2 separate regions of the Homo sapiens genome follow, and region 2 is linked to region 1. Evidence: read pairs that join two places in POLR2A ChIA-PET (ENCODE). Cell type or tissue: MCF 10A. All regions are shown on one strand. Each heading gives the region's core, and the rest is flanking DNA. Links, peaks and the distances in the headings are about the cores only.

Region 1 (9,648 bases), core at 2,284-6,283:
CCCGGCGTGGCCGGTGGTTTCGCGGCCGCGTCTGCAGCCTCTACGGCCGATTCGATTCGTGCTGCTCCTTCACAGGTGTCCACACCCGCACCTTTCCCCCTCGGCCAGGTTCCCCCTTTCCGCTTGCCTCCCCGCGGCGTCTCCGGACGGCTGGGGGAAAGCAGGATAAGCTCTGAGGAGCCAGAGACCCCTGGTGGAACCTCTTCCTTTCGGACTCCCGGTCCCGCTCCAATCCGAGGGCATTTTGTTCTCTCCTAACCCCGCGCAGACCCAACGCAGCTCCTTTCCGCCTTGACTGCCCATGGCCTGGGGACGAACTGGCCCGCCGCAGCACCTGCGGAGATGCTACCAGCCCGGCCGCGGGGAAGCGCGCGGAGGTGCACGCTGCCCACGTTTCCAATGGGAAAGCGCAGGCTGGTGCGCAGCCGGACCCCGTGCCTGTGTCCCCACCCCGCCCCTGCCTCGGGTCCCCGCTCCGCGGTGCGTCCTTACCGGGAGCCGGCGGGGCGCGGGCCGCGCGGTAGGGGGCTGCGGGCGACGGGCGGCGGGTGCGGGGCCGGAGCGCTCTGCCGGCTCCCGGGAGGCAGCGGCTTCGCTGCCCCGCGCCCCGCCCCGCCTTTTATCCCGGGCTCTGGAGGCGGCCCCGGCCCCGCAGGATATTTGCATACGGGCCGTCCGCCTCCCGCCTCGCTCCAGCCAGGGGCCCGAGAGCCGGGGAGCAGGTGCAGGCGCCGGGCAGGAAGGCGCGGAGGAGACGCGCAGGGTCTCCAGTCCCCTACGCGCGAGGGCCGGGGCCCTGGGGGCTTCTGCGGCGCGTCCCACGGGGTCTCCTGCCGCACGACTGCGCTGCCGCGTCCGGGACGCGTGGACGGCTGAGCCGGGTGGGAGTCGGGAAAAGGCTCTGAGCTCGGGACCACCCCGCCCTCCCGCTGCGGCCGCCGCAGCCCCGCTTGCCCACCCACTCTCGCCTCACAGAGACATGCGCGGATCTCAGGGGAATCACCTACTCCCAGGTGTCTCCAGGCCAGTGCAAGAGACAGGGCCCACCTGTGGGGAGCCGCGCAACAGGTGCGCAGGTGCTCGGGACGCACCTGCGTAGACAGCGAAGCTTTTCCTGTCCGTGTGGGCGCGGGTGTGCGCCCGGTTGCCCAGGAAACTCCCACCTCACCCTCTCCACCTTCCGAATTGCCCTGTGGATGGGGGGTGGGGGGGCGGTTACAACTCACCGTACGACGATCAGAGATGAGTTCATGATCGGTGCTGTCTGGAACCAGGAGGGGGAAACCCTGGAAATTAACGTGTGAAGGTTAAAAACAAGACAAAACCAAAGGAAAACTCGGAGAATTCATTTTCTCTGGACCGAAGGAGAAGGCTTTAAAGCATCCTTCCATGTGGGCGATGTTTTCAGTGGTTTCTGGGAAAGATGAAGATCTCAAGAGTGTCCTTCGAGGGGGCATTGGAGACGGTGTTCTTGCTTCCTTAAACGTGGACTCCCCCTCCTGTGTAAACTAGCCTTATCTATCAACCCATTCTTGTGAATGCATCAGGGTCTTTGGCAGAAGGATTTGACATCATCTGAGACTTAAGCTGTAATCACATAGGGTGGGATGGGAAGCCCCAGAGACGGGACAGAAAGGTGGCTTTAAGATCACAGTGGGGTCGTACTGCCAGCCTAGGTTAGACTTGGAAGTCCCAGCACCTGCAGCAGGCATCGTTATTGGGACACTAATGTGCATTAGTCAGTCCTTGCAACATCTTCCTGAGGGAGGATACCTGAAACCAAGGGATGGGGAAACTCCGGTATGTTTGAGGACATTAAGTGGCTATTCCAGGGAAGGAGTGGCCCAGTTAGACATTAAAGCGGGGTGGTCTCCAATCTTGGACGTTATCCAGGCACGACATTTTATCCAGCCAGGGAAAACATCTTAGAGCTGGGGGCAGATCTCATCTGCAAACAAGGGTGGAGATGCCCACAGAAGTTACGTGAATTGCCCAGTGTCACACAGCTGGTTATGTCAGAGCTACAGTTGGAACTCGGGCCTGTGGCTGAGTCTTATGTCCTTTCTACTGCTCCCAACAAGCCTGCAGGACTAGATAATCAGGGTGAGGAAGAACACATGCTTTCTATTTTAGTCCACATTTTCCCATCTGCAAGGTTCAAAGCCATGGACCTGGCTTCTCAGAGACTGAGCAACACATTTAGAAGTATCTGTGACCTGGCTCGTGGCACCACTCTTTCTATACACCTGGTTACCTGTAAATACTTTGTTTTGTGCCAGGTGTGGTGGCTTACACCTGTAATCCCAGCACTTTGAGAGGCCAGGTGGGCAGGTCACCTGAGATCAGGAGTTCGAGACCAGCCTGACCAACATGGAGAAACCCCGTCTCTATTAAAAATAAAAAATTATCTGGGTGTGGTGGCGCATGCCTTAATCCCAGCTACTCGGGAGGCTGTGGCAGGAGAATCGCTTGAACCCAGAGGCAGAGGTTGCAGTGAGCCGATATCACACCATTGCACTCCAGCCTGGGCAACAAGAGTGAAACTCCATCTCAAAAAAGAAAACAAAAAACCCAATCCAAACCAAACCAAACCAAACCAAAACAACAACAACAACAACAAACAAAACAAAACAAAACTTTGTTCTGTGAATTAAGAGAGTCAGACACAAATAACTCCTGGATAGGCCAGGCACGGTGGCTCATGCCTGTAATCCCAGTACTTTGGGAGGCCCAGGCGGGTGGCTCACTTGAGATCAGGACTTTGAGACCAGCCTGGCCAACATGGTGAAACCCCATCTTTACTAAAAATACAAAAACTGGCTGGGCACGGTGGCTCACGCCTGTAATCCCAGCACTTTGGGAGGCCGAGGCAGGCGGATCACGAGGTCAGGAGATCAAGACCATCCTGGCTAACACGGTGAAACCCCATCTCTACTAAAAATACAAAAAAATTAGCTGGGCTTGGTGGCGGGCGCCTATAGTCCCAGCTACTCGGGAGGCTGAGGCAGGAGAATGGCGTGAACCCGGGAGGCGGAGGTTGCAGTGAGCCAAGATTGCGCCACTGCACTCCAGCCTGGGCGATAGAGCGAGACTCCGTCCCAAAAAAAAAAAAAAAAACTAGCTGGACATGGTGGTACGCACCTGCGGTCTCAGCTGCTAGGGAGGCTGAGGCGCGAGAATCACTTGAACCTGAGAGGCAGAGGTTACAGTGAGTCGAGACCATGCCACTGTACTCCAGCCTGGGTGACAGAACAAGACTCCATCTCCAAAAACAAAAAACAAAACAAAACAAAAACAAAAACACACAAATAACTTCTGGACATCATCTGATTAAGAAAATAATAAGGACCTACAGTGTTCCTTGTCTTCCTCAAAATCTTCCTACTCAAAATCTAAAATCTTTCTGGTCTTTCACATCTTAAGTTTCTTGTTTCATAGCTGAATTTATAATGGATGATGTCTACTGCTGCAGGGGTAGCTTGATATTTTTCAAATAACTTTTTATCTGCTTATATAGGTAATTCTCTCCTTTTCTTTTCTCCAACAAGAATGAGCTTGAAATTTCTGTTTTTTAAAAAGAATTTGGCAAACAGAGAAGTATAAGGAAGAAAATAAAAATTACTTGTAATTCTATAATTAGCTGCTGTTAACATTTAAATTCTTTATTACCATTAATGCATATTCATGTATAGATGCAGATTTCTTTGCATGATTGAGATTATATATTATTCATAAATCTTGGCATTCTGCTGTTTGCTTTCTAAAGATCAAAAAAGTTATCAAATGTATCTTATCAGTAAAGGATAATCCAATGTCATCAGAGTTTACCACAGCTCAGAACTTGAGTAAGATTCTGAAGCCAAATAAAGATGCCTTGTTAAACAACTTACATCTTGAAAAGGTGGCAAGGCGGGCGGGAATCTTGTCCAAGAGGTTGTTTGATTTGCATTTCTCAAAGGCAACCACATGTGTACTTACCAGTTTTGAGCTAACTTGTGTTTTTCTCTCACAAAGATCAGCCTTTAACAGATAAATAGGGAGAAAACAACAAAAAGTTCTGGAGCCTGCTCCCTTGGTATATTAAAAGAGTATGATTTAGCATTTACACTGTATAAGGAAAGTATTTTTCTTCCATATTTCAACCTGAAGCACCATTTAGCAACCCATTTTCTGTCCCCTCCCTATACAACTTTAAAGTTTCTGAAATCTGCTGCTAAAAGACTTAAAAGTTTGTGTGCCTTAATCACTGCTTTTAAAATACTCCCCAGGTTATGAAAAATATAGTACCCAGGTCATAATAAACACCATCTCTTCCCAGGAATAAAGGCTGGGGAGGAAATGCCAGGAGTCTTGAGTCATCTGCAGCTTATTATGAATTTGGCTTTAGTTAGTTACTTCTGAAATGTTTCTGCAGTTGGCACTGATCGTGCATTGAGCCAGCTGAAGTCTGTGCAACATTGAACAGTCCCGTCAGGTTTGGGAACCAGAAGGGTGAGGCTGGCCTCGTTGGTCTGTTGTCCTCTGGCCACTCCCAGCTGACATATTTTGAACTTCTTTATTACTTCATAGCCATCCGAAGATGATGCCCTTTCCAAATCAGCCCAGATATCCTTGAATCTCAATCAGCTCACGTGGGTTGTTCTGGCTTTTGCTGAGAAGAGCCCTGGGGAGTTTTTCTATGGGGACAGATCTATAGTACAGAAAAATGCAAGTAGAATTGTCCCTTGCAAGTCAATACGGTGCTGTAGAAACAGATTAGGCTTTGAAATCAGACAGTCAGAAAAGCCGCTTACACTTGCTATGTTTCAGGTTTCCCAGCTGAAAACAAAGGAGCAAGATTATGCCTGCTTTTTAGGCTTGTTATGAGGATAAGATAGAACAGCATTTCTGGTGAGAGCAACCGAATAAGAGCTCCCCTCACTTCTCCCTCTCCTGCTTTCTTAGGTTTCTTTACGGTTTTACATATTAAGTGCAGCACATTGTAATAATCTCTCGAAATCATCTACCATCCTTCTTCAGGGCCCAAAGTCCTCTCATCTGTATTTTCTTTTTCACCCAAAAAGCCTTTGTGATTTTAGGACAGCCATTGTTATCATTGTCACTGTTTTGGTCAGAGAAATTAAGGCCAGGGAATTCTCAGGATTTGTCCTAGTGTACACAGACAAGGAGAAGTCACCTCTGCTCACTTCCTCATCTAACAAGTTTTTTTTTTCCCCCCACAATATTTGCCAGGCACTGTGGAGCATGCAAAAATAAATCAGCATTTTCATACTAGTACTAGAGCAAAGCAAGTCTGATAAACAGAATACTGAGCAGTTCCAACTCACTAAGGTCTGAACACAAAACACTAAGCAGGATGTGATATGTGCATACACACGAGGTGTAGACATACCAGGAAGACCATGATCCTCTTTCACAGATGAGGAAGCAGGCTCAAGGAGATTAACTGAGCTGATCAAAGCACACTTAGTGGTAGAACCGGGTCTTGAACTTCATTCTTCTACCTCCAAGTGTCTCTGGCATTACAAGCTCTAAACCACCCCTCTAGGCCCCATGCAAAGACCTAGTTACTAGCACTCAGCCTGTAATTGCATTTGTTTGTTTGTTTGTTTGTTTGTTTTTGAGACTGAGTCTGGCTCTGTTGCCCAGGCTGGAGTGCAGTGGCGCGATCTCAGCTCACTGAAACTTCCACCTCCTGGGTTCAAGCAATTCTCATGCCTCAGCCTCCTGAGTAGCTGGGACAACAGGTTTGTGGGTTGGTTGGTTTGTTTTTGACAGAGTCTGGCTCTGTTGCCCAGGCTGGAGTGCAGTGGCACGATCTTGGCTCACTGCAATCTCTGCCTCCAGGGTTCAAGTGATTCTCCTGCTTCAGCCTCCTGAGTAGCTGGGATTACAGGCACCCGCCACCATGCCCAGCTAATTTTTGTATTTTTGGTAGAGACAGGGTTTCACCATGCTGGCCAGGCTAGTATTGAACTCCTGAACTCAGGTGATCCACCCACCTCAGCCTCCCAAAGTGCTGGAATTACAAGTTGGAGCCACTGTAACTGGCCTACATAAGTTTCTACATAACGTCAGTGGACTTTTTGGTGAGCTGTAAACTGTGGTTAATAATAGTACCTGTCGGCCAAGCGTGGTGACTCACGCCTGTAATCCCAGCACTTTGGGAGGCCAAAGCAGGCAGATCGCCTGAAGTCAGGAGTTTGAGACCAGCTGACCAACATGAAGAAACCTCATCTCTACTAAAAATACAAAATTAGCTGGGCATGGTGGCACGTGCCTCTAATCCCAGCTACTTTGGAGGCTGAGGCAGGAGAATCACTTGAACCTGGGAGGCGGAGGCTGCAGTGAACTGAAATAGCGCCCTTGCACTACAGCCTGGGCAACAAGAGCGAAACTGTCTCAAAAAAAAAAAAAAAAGAAAAGAAAAGAAAAGAAAAAAGAAAAGTACCTGCCTCATAAGGTTTTCCCGGGAATTAAATGATATGGCAGAGTGAACAGTGCATATTAAGCAATTGGCAACGACGTGCTATTAGCATTTACTACTTTAAAAAGCTCCATTCATCTCTGCTTCTTTTCCTCCTTTTATTTCTCACTTCCAAGTTCCTTTTTCTCCTCACAGGGTTCTTTGGGAAGATGCGAATTTTGCCCTATTATAAATATATGGCACATTGCCACTCCTGCATTCAGTCACTTTCAACCTATCTTTGATGGAGTTAGCCTACATGGTAGGTTAACTACATCTTGGAGGTACCACAGGGAATAGGAGAGGTCCCTGACCTCAAGAGTCCTGGGCTGGAGAAAGAAGAGAAAGAAGAGAAGGAGTGTGGCTGGTGCTTAGGGAAGAGTCTTTGGGCTACAGCCAAGAGCCCTCTGCAGGAGTTTTGAGCTCTGGCTTTGGAGTCAAAACGATTGGACCTCAAGTCTCAGTTCTGCCACTTACTAGCTGGGCCCTTTCCAAGTTACCCAATCTCTCAATACCCCAGTTTTGAAAATGGGGACTTCAAGTTCAAGTTAGAGAATTGTGATGAAAATGGAATGAGATAACGCATGCAAAATGTCTAAGCATGACTGAGCCTGGTGTGCTCACAGTAAGTGCTCCCATCATTTTATTTAGATTATAGAGTTCAGGAAGGCACTCTGTTCACTGCCAAGTTCACAGTGCTGAATAGACAATATATTTTGGATCACTGCACTTCAAGCAAGGGGCTTAAATGCTGGAGGATGTCTGGAGAATCAGAGGAAGCTGAGTGTAAATGTTTTTGCTCTTAGATCGGTCTCTTTTAGAAATATGAAATGATTTGAAAGAGACATGAAAATATAACACTGTATATTTAAGTACTGGGTATCTACGTTATGGATGAGCGACATCTGTAACCATTCAATTATGTTTATAAGACAAAATTGCAAACAACATATATGTCCAACAAGAGGATTGAACAAATTAGTAATTTTATAATCATGCTGTCATTAAAAACATTTTAGAGGAATATTAAATGACATAAGTGATCATATAATCTCAGCATTTTGGGAGACCGAAGTGGAAAGACTTTGAGACCAGCCTGAGCAATGTAGCAAAACCCCACCCCTATTTAAAAATTAACTAATTAATTAAAAAATAAATGATCATTAACTTTTTTTTTTTTTTTTGAGATGCAGTCTTGCTCCATCGCTCAGGCTGGAGTGCAGTGGCACCATCTCGGCTCACTGCAACCTCCGCCTCCTGTGTTCAAGCGATTTTCCTGCCTCAGACTCCTGAGTAGCTGGGATTACAGGCGCCCACCACCATGTCTGGATAATTTTTGTATTTTTAGTAGCGACAGGGTTTCGCCATGCTGGCCAGGCTGGTCTCGCACTCCTGACCTCAGGTGATCCGCCCGCCTCATCTTCCCAAAGTGCTGGGATTACAGGCATGAGCCACCATGCCCGGTCTGATCATTAAATTTTAAGCAGAAAATTCAAAATCAGATTCCAATTCTCAGGCCGGGTACAGTGGCTCAGGCTTGTAATTCCAGCACTTGGGGAGGCCAAGGCAGAAGGATCACTTGAGGCCAGGAGTTCAAGACCAGCCTGGCCAACATGGTGACTATGGCCAACATAGTCTCTACTAAAAATAAAAAAATTAGCCAGGCATGGTGGGTGCCTGTAATCCCAGCTACTAGCAAGGCTGAGGCAGGAGAATCGCTTGAACCTGGGAGGCAGAAGTTGCAGTGAGCTGAGAATGCGCCATGGCACTCCAGCCTGGGCAACAAGAGCGAAACTCCGTCTCAAAAAGAAAAAAAAAGAGAGAAAGTCCCGTTCTCTGTAATCCCGGTGCTTTGGGAGGCCAAGGTGGGAGGTTCACTTGAGGCCATGAGTTTAAGACCAGCCTGAGTAACATAGTGAGACCCCCAACTCTACGAAAAATAAAAATTAGCCAGGTGCAGTGGCTTGCACCTGTATTCCTAGCTACTCAGAAAGCTGAATACAAGAGTATCACTTAAGCCCAGGAGTTTGAGGCTGCAGTGAGCTATGATTGCATCACTGTACTCCAGGGTGGGTGACAGAGCAAGACCTCCTCTCTGAAAAATAAAAATAAAACCCCAAACCAAATATGGAAAAGGAGAAAACTAGAATAAATCCTGTGCTGCTGAACTGAAACTGGAGGTGCCAGTCTAAACTCCCAGATTTTAAAATGGGTGGATGAAGGGAGAGAGAGAGAGAGAGAGAAATAAACCATTTACTAGCTCTGTTTGCTGGGAGACCTCAGAAGCAATGATTTACCAGTAGCACTGAATATACCAGTAGTCCAGATCTTAGTTTCTAATACCACCATCCACTAAAAGGAACCAGGGAACCTTGGAGAAATGGGTGGCTTCCAGGCTGGATTAGAGGATAGTTAACAGATACGTCAGTTTACTCTCAAATATTTTCTACATATAATTAAGTCATTATATAATATATAGTACATATTGTAAGTATATATTAGGTGATATAGAGAACTATGTCATATATATTACATGCCAATATAATAGTCCTATCATATACCCATATCTGTCTATGGAAGTTCCTTGTGCTAGTCTTACAACTTTTCTGTAAGGCTGAAATTTACGAGGCTGGGTACGGTGGCTCACACCTGTAATTTCAGCAATTCCGGAGGACGAAGTGGGCAGATCACTTGAGGCCAGGAGTTTGAGACCGGCCTGGGCAATATGGCAAGACCTCATCTCTACAAAAAATACAAAAAATTAGCTGGGTGTGGTGGTGCATGCCTGTAGTCTCAGTTACTCAGGAGGCTGAGGTGGGAGAATCGCTTGAGCCTGGGAGGTCGAAGTTGCAGTGAGCCGAGATCACATCACTGCACTCCAGCCTGGGTGACAGAGCCAGACCCTGTCTCAAAAGAAAAAAAAAGAAAAAGAAAATAAATTATGTTAAAATAAAAAGTTATCAACCAACAACAGGAAAATCCCTTTGGCAGGCTTCCATTAGTAGAAGTGAGAAGGGTGGTCCTGTTCCCACCCCCAGCTCTCAGCCTGGCCCCACTCTGCCTAGAGGACAGTTCAGGAAGCCACGGGCTCCGAGGTCACCCTCCCCTGCTCACTCTGATCTCCATGCGGCTCAGCACACCCCCTCTTCCGTCCCTCTTCCTGTCCCTCCTCCACCCTCCGC
Region 2 (9,648 bases), core at 2,217-6,216, 79 kb before region 1:
TATAATTTCAGCAATTTGGGAGACCACGGTGGGTAAATTGCTTGAGCACCAGAGTTCGAGGCCAGCTTGGGCAATGTGGCAAGACCCTATCGCTACGAAAATAAAAAGAAAAGAAACAAATTACCCAGACGTGGTGCCGTGTACTTGTGGTCCCAGCTACTCAGGAGGCTGAGGTGGGAAGATCACCTGAGCCTGTGAGGTAGAAGCTGCAGTGAGCTGTGATTGTGCCACTGCACTCCAGCCTGGGCAACAGTGAGAGCCTGTCTCAAAAAAAGAAAAAAAAAAAGATCTCCTTTAAAAAAAAAAATCAAAATCAAACCTTCACGTTTAAATAAAGCTTATAGAATCGCAAAAAAAAACCTAAAGTATGGAAATATGATTATTGAAATATTAAAATTTTGATGTTAATGTAGTACTTTACAAGAACAGTAAGTACAGGTTGAACATCTCTTATCTGAAATGCTTGGGACCAGAAGTGTTTCTGATTTTGGATTTTGTCAGATTTTGGAAGATTTGCATAATACTTAGCTGTAGAGCATCCGTAATCTGAGAATACAAAATCTGAAATGCTCCAGTGACTGTTTCCTGTGAGTGTCATGTTGTCGCTCAGAAAGTTTTGGATTTTGGAACATTTCAGGTTGTGGGTTTTTAGAATAGAGATGCTAAACCGGTACCAAGATCCAGCAGCAGGCTTGACAGCTGCAATAATTCTGAATAGTGATGGGCATAAATGATGTTTGAAGATACCTGCAGCAACTATAGTGGCGATCATGAAAACAGCTGTGATTTTCATTCATGATAAAGTCACAATAATTGACTGTGGAGTGTTGTTTACATTCGTAAGGAAATTCTAAATTTCGATTACAGATTAGTGAAAATAAAGACTTTTTTTTCATCCAAATTCATAGACTCCCTCCCCTAAATTTTTCCTAAAAGGCCACCTTGGCTTCAGATTTATTCTTTTTTTTTTTTTTTCTTTTTTTTCCTAAAAGGGATTCCCAAAATTTTTATCCACCAGCCCTTTGGGAGTCTGGACCCCAGTTGCAGAACCCCTGGGTAGACTGTATGCCATATTTATATGTATGTGGCATTATGATGTATGTGCAGATCAAATAGAAGAGAGGATGAACTCTGACAGTCTCTGAATTTAGTCCTCCTTTCTTAAACTGAAATTAAAGAGGCACAAAACCCTGTAAAAATCTGACTTCTGAATTTTTTAGTATCTCACCTAAACAACAAAACATACTGTATGTAAATATGTAGAAGTAGCATTTCAGGACATTCCCCCGATAGACCCTAACTTCAGATACTGGGATTGAGTTTAGGCCCCAATACTCAGTTACATAATAATTACGACTTCTACCTGTATGATTGTAGTGTTTGGAATCAAAAACTTGTCAGGCAGCTCTGACACTGGATGGCTGTGATATTGGGTAAATTTCTTCTCAACATCAATTCCATCATCTGTAAAATGAAATAACAAGAGGACCTGCCCTCAGCTTCATGCTGATTAAATGAAGTCATCTATAAGTGTTTTCATCATGGTGCTGGCACCTAGCATTTGTGCATTTGGTTCTTAGAGACCTAATTAGAAGAGAATTTACTTTGTTTTTAAAAATGCATTAAATCACCAATGGATAAACTATGGTGTCTGCATACAGTGAATGTTACACAGCAATAAAAATAAACAGTATAGCTACCTACAACCTCAATGAGTGGTAAGGGCTAATAGGTTTACGCACATGTAATTTTTTAAAAGCGCTTTTCTGTGTTGTATTTCCCAATAATAGTACCTGCAAGGTTAAGGTTGTTTTTCCTTGTGTTCTCTTCTCTCCTCCTCTCCCCACTCTCTTCCGCTTTCCCTGCCTCCCCCCACCTCAGTCATTCACTCACATCGCCATCTTGTGGTGTCACGTCATGCTTTTCGGCTTGTTAGGCTCACTAACGTGGGTTTATGCATGTGTTTCTAAGTCCAGAAGCAATTTGCGGGACCCAGAAAGTATTGAGATATAGGCATAGTTGATCTGGGCCAGATACTTCATATATAAAATTAAAAAGTTGGACTAGAGACTATCAAACCCCAGTAGGTTTAAGAATCACTAGCAGAACTTAATAAAATGCACTTCTTCCACTAGGAAGTTTGGGTTTGTGGACCCCAAGAATCTGCATCGTGCCTAGGCTTTCAGCTCCACACAGTGAAGCACATTGGACCAGATAGATTCTAAAGGGCTTGTTGAGGGTGTAGAGTTGTAAATTATAGAGTTTAAATGTGATTTAATTGAGCAGTAATTCGGAAGCTTTTTTTTTTTTTTTTGGGTGGGGGACAGAGTCTTGCTGTGTTGCCCGGGCTGGAGTGCAGTGGCACGATCTCAGCTCACTGCAACCTCCGTTTCCCGAGTTCAAGCGATTCCCCTCCCTCAGCCTCCCCAATAGCTAAGATTACAGGTGTGTGCCACCATGCCCAGCTAATTTTTGTATTTTTAGTAGAGACAGGGTGTCACCATGTTGGCCAGGCTGGTCTTAACTCCTGAGTTCAAGTGATCTGCCTGCCTTGGCCTCCCAAAGTCAGGCGTGAGCCACTGCACCTGGCTGGAAGCTTTTTTATTAGGATGATATGAAAAGTGATTGTTGTAAGTAATAAAATGGTGAGTTCATCCAGGTTGCTGATCCTATTTTACTTATTTATTTTTATTTTTATTTTTTGAGACAGAATCTCACTCTGTTGCCCAGGCTGGAGTGTAGCGGCATGATCTCAGCTCTTGCAACCTCTGCCTCCTGGGTTCACGTGATTCTTGTGCCTCAGCCTCCCCAGTAGCTAGGATTACAAGCGTGCACCACCACGCCTGGCTAATTTTTGTATTTTTATTAGAGACGGGGTTTCACCATGTTAGCCAGGCTGGTCTCAAACTCCTGACCTCAAGTGATCCTCCCTCCTCGGCCTCCCAAAGTACTGGAGATTACAGGCGTGAGACACCGTGCCCGGCCTTGATCCTGTTTTATTTGTGCTTGTCCTCTTTGCAGGCATCTCATTCAATAGACCATTGATGGGGTTTTTTAATTGAATTTTTGAATTTTTTGAATTGAGAATCAAAGGCTTTAATGGTTGCTTTGTGTTGTCTTCCCCCAAAAGGTGTGGTCACTGTCAAAGATTAACACCAGAATGGAAGAAAGCAGCAACTGCATTAAAAGTAAGTTTCTTAGGAATGCAAAAGGCTTACAAAACTTTTTTTTACAGTAAGTTTCTAAGATGTCCATATTCACCTGTGTATGTTTAAGTAATAAGTATGCAGATGGTTTAATGTTCAATGGGAAGCTAGTTTGCATATCAGAGTTGAAAATACTGGTTCTGTTGTCAAAATCATACTGAGAACAAGGGGATAATACACATTTAAATGTTTACATTGCCTGTTTTTGTTTATTGTTTTTCCCAGATAAATGACAGTTACTCTCAGCCCTGCCAATTCTGTGAGCTGCAGAGTTCCCTCCATGGGCTTTGATTTCCCCCATCATTCCATTTAGATTCTCTTCTGGTGTTCAAGGCTAAAGCCCTTATTGACTGATTGCAAACTGCACCCTGTGCTTTATTACCTTTTTCTGAGTCTATGTGAAGCAGATAATGAGTTCTTGTGGAGTCTGCTTTAGCGGAAGGAAAAATTGTTATTTCTTTTACATTTCCACAGGATGTTGTCAAAGTTGGTGCAGTTGATGCAGATAAGCATCATTCCCTAGGAGGTCAGTATGGTGTTCAGGGATTTCCTACCATTAAGATTTTTGGATCCAACAAAAACAGACCAGAAGATTACCAAGGTAAGGACTTTTCCTAGCTACTTCATTCCCCTGGTAGACAAGAACCTACTGTTCTTTAACAAGCTTGAGAACCTGCTCTACCTGCAAGGTTCTCAACCTCATTGTACCTGAATTATCTATAAATGGTACACAGTGATTCCTATACCCTCCGAGTCATTCTGAAGATGAAATATGTGTCACACAGGTTTGTCTCATCACTTAACGCTTGCTTAGGTCTATGCTACATTGGCAATGATAGAAAATAGTGTTCTGTGCTACCCTGTTGTCTTTCTCATTACAGTCACTTGTATTTAATAAAGATCTACATGTATTTTCTTGCTCTAATCTCTCTTCCCTTTACTGTAGGAAAAGGGTCTAACATAACACTATGGAAAAGGAGACTGTAATTTGAGAGTCTTAGTCTCCTAAACTGTCAATAATAAATGGATACCACAAATTCTGTTTTGTAGATAAGTAAATTGTTAGTGTCTGCTGTGAGCCACTGAGGCAACTAAAGAAAGAATTCAGGTTTCACCCTCCCAAGACTAAATGTTATTTCAGCCACACTATTCTTTTTTTCTTTTCTTTTTTTTTTTTTTTTAAGAGACAGAGTCTTGCTGTGTTGCCCAGCCTGGACTCAAATTCCTAGGCTCAGGCAGTCCTCCTACTTCAGCCTCCCAAGTAGCTGGGATTACAGGCACCACACTCTTAGAGAATTGTCTTGTTATTTAATTAAGATATCACAAACGGGCTGGGCATGATGGCTCATGCCTGTAATCCCAGCACTTTGGGAGGCCAAGACGGGCGGATCACGAGGTCAGGAGATCGAGACCATCCTGGCTAACACGGTGAAACCCTGTCTCTACTAAAAATACAAAAAATTAGCCGGGCACGGTGGTGGGTGACTGTAGTCCCAGCTACTCTGGAGGCTGAGGCAGGAGAATGGCGTGAACCCGGAAGGCGGAGCTTGCAGTGAGCCGAGATTGTACTCCAGCCTAGGCGACAGAGCGAGACTCCGTCTCAAAAAAAAAAAAAAAAAAAGATATCACAAACAGATTATTCTATTTAAGATAATCAGAGTTGCTGGGTTGGGCCAGATCCATAGTGCTAGTAAAAGTATTGGGCATAATTTGTTTGAAGCTGAAATTATGACTAATTTGGTAAAGGTTTTTGTTGAAGATTTATATGGAACATATGAGTGACTGAACTTTGTCATCTTAGGTTTTGCTTTATGTGAGCAGTATCAGCTCATGGGTTGGGTGGCAGCATCAACATCGTAGTAAAAGAGTTGTCTGTCATCGGTGACTTGCCTGAGTCCAGCTAATAGAAGGCAGGGAAGGTAGGGGTGAGGGGTACAGAATCTGTCGTGTGTGAGCTGGGAAGGCAGCCCATCCTGGCTGCCTGGCTGCTAGCCTCTCCATACTCCAGCGTCGTAACTAAACAGTACTTAGTGTCTTGCTTCTCTGTATAATGGGGATGTGCAAACCTATTTTAAGGTACCAGAAGCTTAATTGAAATAGTACACATAAAGCATATGAGACAAATACTTGGCAAATATGTGTCGTTGGCAAATCTCGAGGCTGGAGGGCTCATCTTCGTCTTCGTCTTCGTCTGAAGATGAAGATGTGGCCTTGGACACGTTGTCTCTGCTAGGCTCCCCAGCTCCAAAGTTCTAGGGAGAGACTTTTTTTTCCCCTGAGTAAACACCTGCTTTTCTGCCTTTGAATAATAATTTGTTTTAGTTTTCCTCACTTATGAAAATGCACATGTTTTTAGTGCAGTCAGTCTGCTGCTGTTTTTATAAATTTAGTTTATTGGAACACAGCCCTGCCTGTTTGTCAACATATTGTCTCTGGCTCCTTTTGCACTGGAACAACAGAATTGAGTAGTTGCAATAGACAGTATGGCCCAAAACGCTGAAAAGTTTTTTTCCTAGTATACTTCATGATTTGGCATATGTCCAGATAAAGACTCGGGGAAGGGGCAGTGGTTCAGATGACGGAAATACCTGACATAGATAAGGAGCAGAGGCTGTTTCATGTTGAGGCCTTGCCCTTCTGTGTTATCAAGTGACATACTTGGTAGGCTCAGCCAGCGATACAGTGCAAGATTATCTGAATAGATGCTGAGAGTTGCTGTAATATATTTTGTGGGTATTTTTGTTTTGTTTTGTTCGAGATGGAGTCTCACTCTGTTGCCCAGGCTGGAGTGCAGTGGTGCTATCTCGGCTCACTGCAACCTCCGCCTCCTGGGTTCAAGCAATTCTCCTGCCTCAGCCTCCTGAGTAGCTGGGATTACAGACATGCACCACTACACCCGGCTAATTGTTGTATTTTTAGTAGAGATGGGGTTTCACCATGTTGGTCAGGCTGCTCTCGAACTCTTGACCTCATGATCCGCCTGCCTCGGCCTCCCAAAGTGCTGGGATTACAGGCGTGAGCCACCGCACCCGGCCTATATTTTGTTTCTTGTGTCAGGTCTGGTGTGTTCTCAAAAGTTTCTCTTCCTGGGCAGAAAAAAAGGCCGGCTGCCACACCTTAGATCTCTAATCCCAGCACTTTGGGAGGCTGAGGTGGGAGGATCACTTGAGTACAGGAGTTTGAGAAAACTCTAAAAAAAAAAAAAAAAAAAAAGAAAGATTTTTTTTTTTTTTCTTGACACAGAGTCTCGTTCTGTCACCCAGGCTGGAGTGCAGTGGCGCGATGTCAGCTCACTGCAGCCTCCGTCTCCTGGGTTCAGGTGATTCTCCTGCCTCAGCCTCCTGAGTAGCTGGGATTATAGATGTCCACCACCACGCCCAGCTAATTTTTGTGTTTTTAGTAGAGACAGGGTTTCACCATGTTGGGCAGGATGGTCTTGAACTCCTGACCTCAGGTGTTCCACGTGCCTCTGCCTCCCAAAGTGCTGAGATCCCAGGCGTGAGCCACCACAGCTGGCCAGAAAATGAACTTTCTAAAGAGATTCTATTAGATCTAGTTTTGCCTTTAAACTGAAGAAAGCAGATGGCATATGTTATTCCAGTACTTCTGTGTTAGTTAATAGCCCCTGACTGTCTTGAGCAAATAAGTTTTTGGTGAACTTCCAAAGACTATTATCATCTTGCCTCTTTGAGTTTTAATGCAGATTTGTTACTTATATTAGGATTAAGTTCAGCTTAACTGTTTCAAGCAAGATAGAAAAAAAGAAGCCTGGAATGGTTTCCAGTTACTTGGCTTTAAAGACACCTCATACCTACTTTTTCCATCTTTTCTATCTGGTATCTCACAGAAATTGTTCCTTTTTTATTTGGGAAATTCCCCTGCTTTCTCAGCTAGATATTAAGCTTCTTATTCATCCATGTTCATGTTCGGTAAACATTTGTGAGTTATTCTCATTAGGAGATGGTGTTTGAGCAGGGAGTTTTCGTTCACACTACGTAAAACTTAAGAAGAGAAATCGGGCTGGACACGGTGGCTCACACTTGTGATCCCAGCACTTTGAGAGGCTGAGGTGGGCGGATCACTTGAGGTCAGGAGTTTGTGACCAGCCTGGCCGACATGGTGAAATCCTGTCTCTACTAAAAATACAAAAATTAGCCAGAAATCACTCGAACCCGGGAGGCGGAGGTTGCAGTGACCTGAGATGGTGCCACTGTACTCCAGCCTGGGCAACAGGGTGAGACTCCATCTCAAAAAATAATAATAATAAATAAAAAAGGAAAAGGAATTGGTTTTCCAAGTGTTAAGTTTAGTGCAAAATGCATTGTGGGGAGAAAGTGTGTTCTGTCAGAGATACACGTGTCAGAACTGTGTCACACCTGGTGAAGCCGACAGTGAGGTAAAGACACAGTCTTGGGCCGGGCCAGATGAGGCACTTGCTGAAGGCCGGGCTGAGGACCGCCTACCTTCCGTCTCCTGTAGGTGGCAGAACTGGTGAAGCCATTGTAGATGCTGCGCTGAGTGCTCTGCGCCAGCTCGTGAAGGATCGCCTCGGGGGACGGAGCGGAGGATACAGTTCTGGAAAACAAGTAAGACCATAAAATGTCAGTTTTTAATGTGTCATAATTTTGAAGCCAGAGTGGATACCTTGTATAAGATAGTTGTTTTTTAACAGTATGTTAAAGTGGTGAACTCTCAATTAAAGAATAATAGAGGATTGGATCCACCGATCCCAGAGGGAACCAGCCCTCCAGCCTGCTCATTTGGCCTCCTCAGAATTGCTGTTGCCAAAGCCAGTCAGTCCCAGGGCCTCTTGCCACACCTGCAGTCCAAGTACCAGGCCCAGGAGCCACGTGCTGGCATCCCATGGCACTTGTAGGTCCAGAGTGGGGATGGGATGGACGGGTTTTCCTCTAGGTAGGCTTTGGCAAACCGTGATGAGATTGGATTACCTCTTGGCCTGTATCTGTGGCAGTCAGCCCCAAATCCATGGAAAATTCTACACAAATGGATAGGGAAGAAGAGAGAGAGAGAGGAGCAGATTGGTGTTTTAGATGCCCTTATGTGAAATGTGAAGCTTACACTGATGTTCTTGTGAAAAGACAAACTTGAAGATCTATCAATATTAAATGGGCTTTTACTTTTAGGAGACCAGTTACACTAGCTTCTTTATACAGGCTCAGAGCTTACCCAGAGATTTCATGCTCTTGCCTTTTATTTTAAACTTAGACATTTAATGAGCATAGTTGCCTGGCCCCCTGCACCCTGCCTGGCAACAGAAAGCAATGCTGACTGCTTCTTAGATTTAGTACTGAAGAACATTCTTCGAAAAAAGAAAAGGATTAAGTGTTATTTTTAGCTCTGTTGACTGGTAGGGACTTTGTCTATGAAAGATGTAACATAACATCCTAGGATGAAGCAGCAGCTGTACTTGAGTCTGAATTAGAACAGTGTTGTTCAGGTGGTTTTTTGAGCCATGTTGAGGTTTCTCTCTAAAAATAGCTGGTGACAGCATTCAGGTACAGGTTATGTGTTGTACTGAATGTATTGATAATTACTTGAAAGTAAAAGACTATTTGCCAAGCAAAAATTACAGTGCTGAGGAATGTACCCAATTTGAATACAACCGTTTTCACTATTTTATTCACTAAAGAAAAACCCTAAAACTTTGTTAAGATGTAGCAGTAGTGTTATTATTTAAAACAGGAAAAGTGTTCTTCTTGGCCCAATTGTTTGATGTTTAATGTCATAAATGACAGGGCAGAAGTGATAGTTCAAGTAAGAAGGATGTGATTGAGCTGACAGACGACAGCTTTGATAAGAATGTTCTGGACAGTGAAGATGTTTGGATGGTTGAGTTCTATGCTCCTTGGTGTGGACACTGCAAAAAGTAAGTGCCTTCTACTAAGTAGTCTGTTCATTCACAGTGTTTTCAGTACATTCATTAGCTTATTTTGAAAGAGCTGAAGTAGATAATAGATCACCACTAAGATCTCTTCCAGCAAAACTCTGACTCTAAGTGAATATTAAACATTGACATTAGCGCCAAGAGCTTCCACTCTCCTATTGCCAAAGATTAACAAGGGACTGGCTCATGTCTGGATTTAGGGGCAGTGGTGGAATGGGAAGCTCATGTGAAGGGTAGCATTGTATCTTTAGTAAAGCCACACACAAAATGTTTTCTAGGTGTGACATAATTGGGGATTGGGCAGAAATGCACAGATCAGTTAAAAAGTATAGGCTAGGCATGGTGGCTCACACCTGTAATCCTAGCTCTTTGGGAGGCCGAGGCAGGCGGATCACTTGAGGTCAGGACTTTGAGACCAGCCTGGGCAACATAGCAAAACCCCATGTCTACTAAAAATACAAAAAAATTGGCTGGGTGTGGTGGCGTGTGCCTGTAGTCCCAGCTACTTGGGAGGTTGAGGTGCAAGAATCTCTTGAT

The links. Peaks named below come from ENCODE experiments on the same cell type or tissue, not always from the same donor. Only the 100,000 strongest peaks of a DNase experiment are listed, where the experiment ranks them.
Region 2: POLR2A ChIA-PET joins it to region 1 with 5 read pairs; 5 of 35 experiments call an interaction of 5 or more read pairs at or near these places.

What each region holds. Positions count from the first base shown.
Region 1 is chr2:10,712,576-10,722,223 of GRCh38, reverse strand. ATP6V1C2 (ATPase H+ transporting V1 subunit C2) reads right to left here and starts at 594. Exons shown (of 14, transcript NM_001039362.2): 1 at 493-594. In MCF 10A, for the core only: no CTCF peak of the experiment used is centred there; DNase peaks (open chromatin) are centred at 4,413 and 6,123.
Region 2 is chr2:10,791,240-10,800,887 of GRCh38, reverse strand. It overlaps PDIA6 (protein disulfide isomerase family A member 6), which reads left to right. Exons shown (of 13, transcript NM_005742.4): 3 at 3,131-3,188; 4 at 3,681-3,807; 5 at 7,686-7,792; 6 at 8,963-9,093. Among named protein-coding and RNA genes, the nearest start is that of PDIA6, 17 kb to the left of the region's middle. In MCF 10A, for the core only: no CTCF peak of the experiment used is centred there; no DNase peak of the experiment used is centred there.